2 separate regions of the Homo sapiens genome follow, and region 1 is linked to region 2. The links are chromatin contacts, found by Hi-C or POLR2A ChIA-PET in ENCODE. All regions are on one chromosome and are shown on one strand. The core of a region is the stretch at or near the end of the contact, and the rest is flanking DNA. Distances in the headings are between cores, read along the strand shown. Region 1 holds the start of TIRAP-AS1 (TIRAP antisense RNA 1). Region 2 holds the start of CCDC15 (coiled-coil domain containing 15).

Region 1 (3,370 bases), core at 513-3,012, 1.4 Mb after region 2:
TCACCACGTTAGCCAGGATGGTCTCGATCTCCTGACCTCGTGATCCGCCCACCTCGGCCTCCCAAAGTGCTGGGATTACAGGCATGAGCCACCGCGCCTGGCCTAAAGTAGTCTTTTATCCAACTCCTAATCTATATTTCTGGTAGAAGTAATCCAAAAATCAAACTAACACATGGTACACTTTGTTATTGACCAAAAACTGACTGTAAATTGCATCTTGTTGCTAACGTTGAGAATGGCAAAAACTGTCCCACACCCATGAGATCTGTCTGAAAACCTAAACTCAAATCACTGGCAAAATAAATGTGTGGCTGACTGAAGCGATGTAAGTACCAACTCTTTTTTTTTTTCTTTGAGACGTAGTCTCGCTCTGTCGCCAGGGTGGAGTGCAGTGGTGCGATCTCGGCTCACTACAATACTCCGCCCGCGTTCAAGCGATTTTCCTGCCTCAGCCTCCCGAGTAGCTGGGACTACAGGCGCGGGCCACCACGCCCGGGTAATTTTTGTATTTTTAGTAGAGACGGGGTTTCACCATGTTGGCCAGGATGGTCTCGGTATCTTAACCTCGTGATCCGTCCACCTCGACCTCTCGAAGTGCTGGAATTACAGGCGTGAGCCACCGCGCCTGTCCGTAAGTACCAACTCTTCACAAAATTTAGATCTGTTAAATAACACCAGTGAAAAACGGGCTAACCAGAAACAATGGTCACCAAAGAAACCCTCAACAGCAGAAGTTACAAGTAATAATTTTATATGGCAAAAAAAAAAAAAAAAAAAAAAAAAAAGAGAAACGAAACCCTGGGAGACGAATCATACTGCAAATCATATCCCTGGGTAGCAGGGCAGAAATACAGGTAAACAAAATAGAGAGGAGGGGGATGCCTCTAGCCCGGAAATAAGTGGGTGGTGGAGATGGTTCTTCTGGCCATATTCGTTTACCTTTTTTGTCAGCAGAAAAGTACTGAGTCTACAAAGTAAAAAACTGACCACGATGAAAATTTCTGCAAAGTAATTAAAATGGGAGAAAAATGGAAATGGCTTAAATACTCGGTATAAAAAATCGACCAAGGAATCAAATGGGCTCACGGATTTGCGTCAGAAACGTTGCTTCCCCGATAATTGGTCAACGTCGGTGTAACTATGATTAAAATGTCAGTATTCAAACAAGGGCTCCAACACTACCGTGGCCCAAGGGCGTCTTCGGCTCCCACCCCGGGGCGTGGGCCTGGGGGTCCCTCTTCACTGCGCAGCCACCTCTAGCCCGCCGCTTTCGGGACTCTCAGCCTTCTTTTCCCTTCCCTGAGGGCCGGCCGGCACCACAACGGGGCCAAAGGCAGTAACTCGGTTGAAAGGCGCGCCCTGGGACAGGTCAGCGGGCTCCGCCATGCGCGGCACGCATCCCGCAGGAGCGGGTGCCAGAGCAGGGTAGGCCGGGAGTTAGCAGCCCAGCCAGGCCGCTGGACTCGGGCTAGGGGCGGGGCCAGCGCAGGGGGCGCAGGCGCACACCGCCTCCGCGGCAGCATGGCGGACGCAGCTCCTCAACTAGGCAAGAGGAAGCGCGAATTGGACGTGGAGGAGGCCCACGCCGCCAGCACAGAGGAAAAGGAGGCAGGAGTTGGAAATGGTACCTGTGCTCCTGTCCGCTTACCGTTCTCCGGCTTCAGACTGCAGAAGGTGCTGAGGGAGTCTGCGCGGGACAAAATCATTTTCCTACACGGGAAGGTACCAGGAGGCAACCCTGAGGTGGGATGCGGGAAGCAGTGAACCAATCATCGCCTCGGAGGCAGATTTTTTTTTTTCGGATCTCGGCTGGAAAATACCAATCATTATCACTCCGGGGAGGCGGGAGTGCGCCACTAGAATGCATAGAGGGGCGGTGAAAGGCGGCAAGATTGCCTTTGAAATTAAGGCAATGAACACATCTAGCTCTAATTTTTCTAATGTCTCCACTAGAAATATCTACTGGGAGAGTGCATTGCAGATTAAAGATCACATGTTACATTCCCCAAGCCATTCATCATCCATTTATGTATACAGGGACTAGGAACCCAGTCAATGTTAGATGTCTCGCTCATCCCTGTCCGTGGAAACGACATGAGACTGTAGGAGATGTGATCTCTGCCTTACGCGACTTCAGCCGTAACAGGAGAACAATATATTATAATTGTTAATTCAGTTCTACGCACGCACTTTCATGCATGCCAGACACTAAACTAGGTACTGGGGATGTGGAGACGAAAGTTACCATCCCTGATCTTCAGGACTACGGAATATTTCTGGCGAGACAGATACACACAGCTTGCTCCAATACCAACGTGCTCAGCAATCTGGCAGGGGCTGAGGAGAGATGGAGACCATTCCAGGAACTAGTGAGGAGGCCTAGCCAGAGCAGATATGGGGGTTCCCCAGAAACTAGTGAGGAGGCCTAGCCAGGGCAGATAAGGGGGTTCCCTAGAACTACTAGCAGGAACTCTCACCTTTGGGAGGATCAGGGAACCTTGGCCTAGGCTTCCATGCCTCTGTGTGTATCTGGTTTTTAAATTTTTATTTATTTATTTATTTATTTTTGAGACGGAGTCTCTCCTCTCTGTCACCCAGGCTAGAGTGCAGTGATGTGATCTCGGCTCACTGCAACCTCTGCCTCCCGAGTTCAAGCTATTCTACCTGCCTCAGCCTGCCCAATAGCTGGGATTACAGGCCCCCGCCACCATGCCCAGCTAATTTTTGTATTTTTAGTAGAGATGGGGGTTTCACCATGTTGGCCAGGCTGGTCTCGAACTCCTGACCTCAGGTGATCCGCCTGCCTCTGCCTCCCAAAGTGCTGGGATTACAGGCGTGAGCCACCGCACCCGCCTTTTTTTTTTTTTTTTTTTTTTTTGAGATGGAGTTTCACTCTTCTTGTCCAGGCTGGAGTGCAATGGCACTATCTTGGCTCACTGCAACCTCCACTTTCTGGATTCAAGTGATTCTCCTGCCTCAGCCTCCCAAGTAGCTGGGATTACAGGCATCTGCCACCATGCCCAGCTAATTTTCGTATTTTTAGTAGAGACAGGGTTTCACCATGTTGGCCAGGCTGGTCTTGAACTCCTGACCTCAGGTGATCCACCCACCTCTGCCTCCCAAAGTGCTGGGATTATAGGCATGAGCGACTGCGCTGGGCCTTGTTTTTTGTTGTTTTTTGTTTGTTTGTTTGTTTGTTTTTGTTTCTTGTTTTCTGTTTTTTTGTATGCGATTCTGTCTGGTTCTCTCAGCCCAGCTGTCTTCAGTGTGCAGCACCTGTTGAAGGTGTTAGTCATGAGAGCCTTCGAGCTAGGAGTCACTTGGGAGACCTAGGTTCTGGTTTCTGTTTCAATGCTGACTGTTCATGTGA
Region 2 (3,673 bases), core at 361-2,860:
TCCATCCAGTCTCATGGCTTTAAATCTACAGGCTAACGACTCTTAGATTTATATTTGTAGCCCAGAACCCTTCTCTGAGCTCCAGACACTTTTTCTCATACTATCTTCTCGGATGTTGATTAGATAAAACTTTATCTGCCCCAAACTGAACTCCTGATCTTCCCCTTTCCAAATCTACTCCTTCCACCATCTTCACTATCTCAGTAAATAGTAATTTCATCCTGACAGCTGCTCAGGATGAAACCCCTAGTTTTCCTTGACATCTCTCCCTCACACAATCCATATCCAAACCTTCAACAGATCCTGAAAGTTTTGCCTCCCAAATAGATACAGAATCCAACCACTTATCATCATCTCCACCACTACCTCCTTGATCCAAGACATCACAATCCCTTAACTGAATTATTGCAATAGCCACCTAATTGGTCTTCTTTACAGTCTATTCTCACTACAGCATTCGGAATTATTATTTTTTTAATTTTGTCACATTATGGTGTTCCTTTGCTCCAAACCTTGCTCCAGTGGCTCCCCATCTCAACACCTATGGTGGCTTACGATGTTTGATCGGATTGCCTGCTTGACCTACTGTCTCAGCATTCTTCCACTCTCCCTCTGCTCCAGTCACACTATCCTCCTGACTTTTTCTCAACCAGGCAATGCTTCCACCTTGGGGCGTTTATACTTGCTGTTATATCTGGAACATGTTTATAAAGCCTCCGTTGAAGAGCACAGTGGCTTCTTCCATTAACTCATTTAAGTCTTTGCTGAAAAGTATCTCAGTGCAGCTTCTCTGGACGTTCTAATATTTCATCCCTCCAATCCCCACCCTGCCCACCACACTCCCTATCCGCTTTCTTTGCTTTTACTCCACATCACACACATTTACTTACTCATTGTTTATTCGCTTATTTCCCCTCACTCTATTGTGAATTCCCTGAGCAGGGATATTTGTTTCGTTCATAGCTATGTATCTCCGGTGCTTGGAACAGTACTGGTTTATAAAAAGTTAGTAGTAATGTATGTTAATCGAATGAATAAATTATCCTACAGAGATAATTGAGTGTCTCTGGATTACAGCAGAGCTTGCAGCAGAGAGGGAGACCACTCAACAGGCCGTGATGTCCAAATATAATAAGATGTATGAAACAGTACTGTAAAATTAGCTGCACAAAGGATCCGAAAAATTTGTTAGCTTAGTTTGTTTCTCCAGGAAGCCGTGCCAGGCTCGCCTCCCTCTTTCATTCTTTTCCCGTGATTCCCTCTACTGGGACTCCTGACCCTCCTAGTCGCCAGATCACAGGCCCAACGCATCCCTTTCCGGAGGGATTTAGGAAGTCTCGGCGTTGGTCCAGGAACGACAGTCCCACCGCGCCTCACATGGCGCATTACCCAGCGACTCCGCTTACCCACACGTCCCCGCCCCCTCAGCCGGACAGGAAGAGGAAATGACGATACCTCGGGCGCTCGAAACTCCACCTCTCACGCCTTCCCAGCTCCGGGAGGGGACGCGGGCTCCGGAAAGGGCGGGCATAAGGCTACGGATGGGCGGGACGGAGCAGCCCACCGCAAAGTGGCGGTCTACTTGAGGCGGTTACCTTAGTACTCCGAGTAGACTGAGTCTGTGGCGAGCTGCGGGCCGATTCCTGGCCAGTGCCATCTCAGCCGGAGCAGGCCTCGGGGCCTCAGAAGCAGGCTTTTATCTGGCCCGAGGCTCCCAGCCGTTCAGCGCGTCTTCCCATAACCTATACCGATTATTGGGACTCTCGGCTGCAGACACAGGTCCCCGCCCCTCCCTCTTTCTCCGGGTTGCAGCTGTCATTCCTCCCTTCCCGCCTCGCTGCGCCCACAGCTGAGGACAGTCTTCGTTCTCTCATTCCCATCCTTTCTCTTCCCTCTCATCGCCATTTCTTCTAGAAGGCAACTTAAAAACCTTTCTTTGCCTCTTTATTTCTTCCCATTTCTCTTCCCTTCTTTTCTTCCTTTTTCTCTAGAATCCGTGTGTTTCCACTTCATGCCAGGCTTCTGCCTCCAGGGCTTCTCTCCTTTTCACGGGCCTGTGGCTCATGTGTTAGGAGGTTGAACTTTTAATGCAGTCATTTGAAGATTTTAAGCTTTTTCTTTCTCCTAATCAGGAGTCACAGATGCTGGGAAGTATGGCCCGAAAGAAACCTCGAAATACCTCAAGGTTGCCCCTGGCTTTAAACCCCCTGAAGAGCAAGGACGTGTTGGCAGTGCTGGCTGAGAGGAACGAGGCTATAGTACCAGTTGGGGCATGGGTGGAACCTGCCTCACCAGGTAGTTCGGAAATCCCAGCATATGTGAGTGTCAGTTTGATCCAAATATGGTGGGGTTCCCCACCACCCTTTTTATTAGCCTTCTCTAATCCTGGGTGCTTAAAGATGAACAGTCCGAGGATGCTGTTTCTATTCTGCCATAAATAGTTTATGCTCTTGCATTAGGATTATAGAACAAGTATTTGCCAAAACTTGACTGCAGCTTTAGTTGGCATAATCAAATATTTATTACTCACCTACTATAATATATAGAGCATAATCTACATGGAACAGGTTATATAGATATATATCTGTATATCAGTTTACTTCAGACTCTTGATTGCTTGTTATGCCCAAGACATAAGCACTATCTACATCTTCCAGACACTGCAACTTAGTATGGATGATAGTTGGCATACTTCAAGTAACATTAATTGGTTGCTTAAGGTTTATGATAAATTTTGTAATGAGGATTCAGGCAAAATGGAGTAATAGAATAAAGGAGAAAGAGATGAACTCTGATAATCTGAGAAAGTCTAACTAGAAATTCCATGGTTTCTGATAGTCTTTCACCAAACTGTGCCCCTTAGCTATTTGTTCAAATTTAACTTGGCACTTACCACATTGTGTTATAGTAGATTGTTTATATATCTTTTCCTGATGCAGTGTGAGCTCCTTGAGCGTAGAGAACAAATGTCATTTATCATCACATTCCCACTTTTATCTTAAATACTGCCTAATCAATATAGACACTCATGAAGTATTTATGAAAGGCACAAAATGTCTTCTGTATGTGTAGACAAGGTGCTGAACATGGATGAAAAAAGGATGAGATATGTTCCCTCAGTGTACTTGATCTCAGAAGAGAAATGAGATGTGTTTAAATGTTAAAGTAATGCAATATACTATATTCATTTTATTTATGTTTGCACATATGTATGTATATTCATTGATTTATTCCTACCCTGCCTATTTCCAAAAAGGATTTTAAGAGTCTAGGTGGTATCTCTATCTAAGTTCTAAGAATATAATGCTCAATCAAGAAGCTATGACGTTGGGTTGATGTGACCCAGGAAAGTGTAATGAAGAATTTGATCGGAGAAGGGAAGGGAATGATTCTCCTATTAAGGAGAATGAGGAGAGTAAGAAGTAAGCAAGGTTCAGGATTCTAAGGGTAGATTAGATCGATTGGAGTGGAAAGCTTAGTAGGAGAATGGTTGCTGACAGGATTATGGAAAATAGGGATGGTAGAGTACCTTAGGAAATTTTGGAGAAGGGATTGACTTTGTTTAATATTTACAGGTGAATGTCATGATCAACCAGTGTTTTCTTTAGATGAATTGCTTCAAAGGTTTTGAAGGATAGGGAGTGATTGGATCCTGGGGATAAATTAGAATATA

The links. A loop is a pair of places that touch in the nucleus more often than their neighbours do. ChIA-PET counts read pairs that join two places held with the same protein, here RNA polymerase II (POLR2A). Pooled maps may share reads with other maps.
Region 1: a map of CD8-positive, alpha-beta T cell shows a loop between it and region 2 (7-fold over the local background). The contact joins the promoter of TIRAP-AS1 here to the promoter of CCDC15 in region 2. A Hi-C loop is called at or near these places in 1 of 168 maps with a recorded cell type or tissue (CD8-positive, alpha-beta T cell) and 6 of 50 pooled maps. POLR2A ChIA-PET finds 5 or more read pairs at or near these places in 1 of 52 experiments (Panc1).

The regions. Positions count from the first base shown.
Region 1 is chr11:126,302,560-126,305,929 of GRCh38, forward strand. It overlaps TIRAP-AS1 (TIRAP antisense RNA 1), which reads right to left and starts at 1,763. Exons shown (of 2, transcript NR_187388.1): 1 at 1,629-1,763. DCPS (decapping enzyme, scavenger) reads left to right here and starts at 1,501. Exons shown (of 6, transcript NM_014026.6): 1 at 1,501-1,722. The coding sequence starts at 1,522. RefSeq lists a silencer at 1,459-1,588 and an enhancer at 3,247-3,370.
Region 2 is chr11:124,952,592-124,956,264 of GRCh38, forward strand. It overlaps CCDC15 (coiled-coil domain containing 15), which reads left to right and starts at 1,611. Exons shown (of 16, transcript NM_025004.3): 1 at 1,611-1,779; 2 at 2,133-2,318. The coding sequence starts at 2,142. It overlaps CCDC15-DT (CCDC15 divergent transcript), which reads right to left and starts at 1,400. Exons shown (of 3, transcript XR_948134.3): 1 at 891-1,400. RefSeq lists an enhancer at 1,271-1,814.